2 separate regions of the Homo sapiens genome follow, and region 2 is linked to region 1. A link is an interaction called in ENCODE POLR2A ChIA-PET data of the cell type or tissue named here. Cell type or tissue: MCF 10A. All regions are shown on one strand.

Region 1 (2,500 bases):
TCAATCTTGCACTTGCTTTGTACTCCTGAAATAAACCCAATTCACTCATAGTGTATTGCTGATTTTATATGTGGATTTAGTTTGGTAATCTTTTGTTTAGGTTGCTAATATCTATGTTCATAAATGAAACTAGCTTGTACTTTTCTTTTCTCTTACTATAGTTGTCAGGCTTTGGTATCTCATGGCTGGTAGCTAAGCTAGAGGCACTGGCAATTCCAGATCACCATAGTTCAATCAGAGACTGAGAGGATTCAAAGTAGATTCAATTCCTGTGACAGCTTATCTATTTCCAGTTCATACTTACTGCTATGGTACAGCTCTTCAGGATTGACCAAAAGCCTGTGGTTTTTACCAGAACCCCTCCTTCTTATCAAGCAAATTCCAAGTTTTGTTCCCTTTAACCTATAAATCTTTCAAATTTTCTGCTCAGTTTTTCGGCCTGTTAGCCCTTGTCATTGACCTTAAGAGGAAGAACAGCCCCAAATGTCAGGCTCACTTCAGTAAGCTTTCCCTCTCACTTGAATCTTGACCCCATAATTCCTCAGTGCTTTGGTAGTTTTACCAAAGTTTTTAAAGTAATTTTTGATAGTTTTATCAAACTTTTGTTGAGGTTTTACAATGCCTTTCAACATTATTTAAAAATATTTTGTCACTATTTTCTAGTTGTTCTTGGCAGGAGAAATGGTCTGAATCAACTTAATCTATCATTGGATTGAAAGTGCCCTAATTGTTTACTTTTGAAATGTTTTTTTAAACTATAGAAGTACAATGCATCTTCATTATTTGTTAGGGGGGTAAAGTTGTGGGTATATTTTTCCATTTTCAGAATTCTGAATGGGAAATGGAAAAATATACCCACAACTTTACCCCCCATAATAAATAATGCTATCAGTATGGGGTATTTCTGGTCTTTTTTCTCATGGACACATTTTTCCATGGTTATATACTCTTAGTGCTCAAATAATTTCACATGCTGGTTTTTTTCCTTTAACATCATTCCCGTCAGTATTTTACCTACCTACCTCTTATTGTAAATATCATTTCTTCTTGAAAAGCTAGTAAATTCTTTCCCCACCGCTTTTTTCATTCTCCTACGAGAGTACCTACAGCTACTTCTCACACTCCAGTGAAGCAGCTAGCCTATAAAATGAAGCTGATTGATGGATGGAAAATTGAGTAGCCCACTCTGTTGGTCCTCTTGACCATGGCTCACCAAGCTTGGCCAGTATAGCTGTGGATCCAAGAAGCCAGTATGGAGCAGCAAGAATCAGGAGGCTGATCAGAATTAACAACACTCCAGCTGTGGGGACTTAGTAGTCAGCCTACTTCAGCTCCTTCCTGACCTCTCTGCTCTGAGTCATGGAGGATAGTCTGCCAGCTGGCTGCTCCTTGCTCTAATCCCTCCTCTGCTCCTGTGTACTCAGTACACCCCTGCACTCCTTTAGCATCCATCCCAGCAAGGATAGCAGCTTCCGCCCAAGCCTTCTAGTTAGGAAATGATATTGTCTCTTCTGATTCTGTGCTAAAATATTCCTGTCAAGCTGTAACTAACCCCTGGCTTCCTGTTCAACACCTGTCTGGCTGGTGGAGCAGATGATTAATGAGTATGTCATGGACCTGGATTTTTTTTTTTAATCTTGCCAAGTCATGACAGGTGATATCTCCACCTCCATCCACTTGGAATGTTTCCGTATTAAAGATTACCTGATTTTGGCAAGACCTATTCTTTAGAGCAGCAGCTCCCAACCTTTTTTACACCCTGACACATTTGGGAAATGATATTCAAGTGCCCAGTGTTACCCAGTGCACAATTTCCAGCATATGTGCTGTAACTCTACCCCTTTCTCTCCCTCAGCAAAGCATTGCAGAATGAAAGTAAAAGTAGCATATTATAGAGATAAATTTAAGTTGCCTTTATTCTTTCATCATGTAAAACATTAAAATATTTTGGCACAATATTTAGTGACAAATGAACAAGGTTGAAAACCACTGTTCTGTGGTGATTCACCTCCTCATCAGAAAGCAATTACTAGGAACCTTCTGAGTATGCAGCACTGAGCCAGGTTGCAACCTACTTTGTAGTTGGCCATAAGCAAGCCAATTTTGTTATAGTTTTTACCCCAAATTTGAACTTACAGCTCTATGATTTTTGTGCATTACATCTTTCTCACTCTTACATATAAGCAGTTTATTGGTTCTTCAAAATTCCAAGCCTATTTATTCTCCAGTGAAGCCACTGATGATATCCAATTGAGCTTTGTTCCCCACTGACCACCACCCATGGTCCATCGTTATCTTCAGCCCCTAATCTTGAGTACTTTTGCCAGCTTGGAATTACAATTGCTCAGGAGAAACAGGGTGCTATGGTTTGAATGTGCCTCCCAAAGTTCATGTGTTGGAAACCTGATCTCCAGTGCAAAGGTATTAAGAGATGAGGCCTAATAAAAGGTAATTAGGTCACAAGAGCAGAGCCCTCATGAAAGGATTAATGCCGTTATCA
Region 2 (2,500 bases), 700 kb before region 1:
GGAGTTCAAATCTTTTGGATCTTCTCGCCAACAACTACTGGATTTTCTTTTCTGATTTTCTCAGCGGCATCAGCTTTGTAATTTTAAGAGCAATTGTGTAGATCTGAGTAACAGTGTACACCACAGTAAACATTTCTACACCGCATTCAAACCTAGTAAGTCCCACTTTCTTCCTGCACATGAAACAGAGATTCTTTTTTTGTTTTGGTTTTTCAAGAGACTTGCTTTGCTCTTCAGATGGCTGCTGTGCCATGTCTGATACTGAAGCCTGCAGATCTTCTGTTTCAGGTACTGCTTGTCCACAGATGTACTGTCCAATTGAGAAGATGCTACAGATTCTGATAAAAGTGACTGATTTGATACAGGGCTTGGCTGCATAGATGAAGATGTAGAGTCTAATGTTGACTGGGCTTCTGGGACACTGCCATCTGTGCATTGAACTGGTAAAGATTCAGAGGTTGCAGGTTGGCTTATTCTACCATTACTACTATTCAGTCTTTGAAGATGTTCTTTATAGCATACTGAACACGTGCCATTTGTACGAGGGTTTCCATAAAATCCGCAGCCAGTGGAACAAAGCATAGGTACTTGGCTGTGATTAGTTTCTTGAGCCATGTTCCTCCATTGCACACCAACAAAACCTCCACAATTTTCTGTTTGCTTCACCTCAGATTAACTTCACTTGAAGCTGTGCTTGAGACTTTCAAACAGCTAAATTCTGAACTGGAAATACCATTTCTCCTGTGAAAGGAAGGGAAGTATGTCTATTTGTAAAGAAACAAAGAAAAAAAAGTATTTAACTTACCCAGAGTACAAGGACATTCATGAGATGGTCTATCTGTGTTCGTTTAAAAGTGGACTTTCCACTATTCTGCATTAATTTGGTATCTGGCCCTAAATAAAACAGGAAGATATCAGATATTAGAATCACTGAATATACTCAGAGGCTTGGAATTGGCTGAACTGTACCTTTATGATAATCTAATCTAACCACTTTCCAATGCTAGAGGATAAAGCCCTAGAGAAAGGCTCACGGTTTTCAATAACTCAAAAAACGGAAAATTTTTTCTAAGGATAGTTCCAATGACTTCTGTAAAGTACATTCATGCAGATCCCTCTCTTTGTAGCACCTCAGACAGTCTCAACTTTCATAGATGCGTTAAATTAGAAGAGGAGTTGCAAGCTTCTCTCTTATCACCATCTGGTTTATTTAGCTTAGAGAAGGAATTTTCTGATAAAGAGATCCCCATCATCTTTTGAGAAAGCTCACTGCTGGCTCAGGCTATACTGAAAGTTTCTAACTCGGAATGGAAGAAACGAAAAGGCAATGGCAGTGATTTCTTCTGAGGTGGAAGCAGGGGAGCTGAGACTCCTCTGGAGCTGAGAGACAGAGATTCCATGTTTCTTCATGACAGGACAGATGGTAGGCAGAAGTAAGGAGCTTTTAATGGCCAATGGGACTAGAGCTGGAAATTACTAATTCGAGCTATGGCTCCAGAGAAAATGTAAGAGGTTTAGAAGAAACTGTAAGCAATAATTTCTCTGGCCTTTCACCATCTGACCATTATTCTAACATGTGTTCTGATAAAGGACAGAAAAAGGAATTTCATCAATGTTTACACATGGGGAGCTGGGACATCTCTGATATGTGGGCAAACAGTGGGAGTGCAGAGCATAAGCTATGACATTCTTTCCTCTTAAGCATTCCTTGAAGGGCTTCAAGATATGAGAAGTTTGGCTCATAGCCTGGAAGCTACAGGGACCATATCTTCTAAGGGTCCTTAGACTGACCTTACCCCAGGCTTCAGGAAGAAGGTAGAAATCATCACAGAACTTGGACATCATGTAGCAGGAACAGCAACTCAATTCCATGCAAACACCTCAAAATGCTTTTAGGTGGCATTAGTTCTCTGCTCAGAGCTTCCCAAAGATACTCACTACCATGTAACCAACCTTGGGAAAACTTAACTACATTTGTGCTGGTTGGCAGCCCCACTGTTATTGCTTTCAGGAAAAAAACCTTTCGCTGAAAAATGAGCTTTTATGAGTGGCAATTGTGTGTGAGTAGCTGCTGAAGTACATACAGTGAAGAAAGTAAGTCTAATTTAAGTCTTTTGAGTTTGGGAATTAGGTAGCCTAGTCATTGCCACTCTAGATCAAGAACCAATGAAGGAAGTTCCACCAGGGCCTCCCTAGACGCTTAAGCTTCTCCCTAGGGATTTGGTCTCATTACTTTTCACAGAAGCAAGGAGTCTAAAAGCCTCATGTCTAGGAGTAGATGCTCTAGAAGGGGAGCTCTGGGAATCTGAGTTGAATAATATTCACTGTGGTAAATCTTTCTTGATATTTCCTACTATGGTTGTTGTCACTGAGAGAATGGGGCAGCACAGAGGCTTCCTCCATTTTCCTGAACCACATCATAACCCAAGAAAATCTCTTACTAAATATAATGAATTGTGGTTCTAAATAACATCTCAAGAGGGGCCACTATTAATGATCC

Evidence for each region. Peaks named below come from ENCODE experiments on the same cell type or tissue, not always from the same donor. Only the 100,000 strongest peaks of a DNase experiment are listed, where the experiment ranks them.
Region 2: POLR2A ChIA-PET joins it to region 1 with 5 read pairs; 2 of 35 experiments call an interaction of 5 or more read pairs at or near these places.

The regions. Positions count from the first base shown.
Region 1 is chr9:34,744,008-34,746,507 of GRCh38, reverse strand. It overlaps a transcript of PHF24 not described here. Among named protein-coding and RNA genes, the nearest start is that of SPATA31F1, 16 kb to the right of the region's middle. In MCF 10A, no CTCF peak of the experiment used is centred here; a DNase peak (open chromatin) is centred at 1,457.
Region 2 is chr9:35,447,863-35,450,362 of GRCh38, reverse strand. It overlaps the pseudogene ATP8B5P and the pseudogene ZFAND6P1. Among named protein-coding and RNA genes, the nearest start is that of RUSC2, 41 kb to the left of the region's middle. In MCF 10A, no CTCF peak of the experiment used is centred here; no DNase peak of the experiment used is centred here.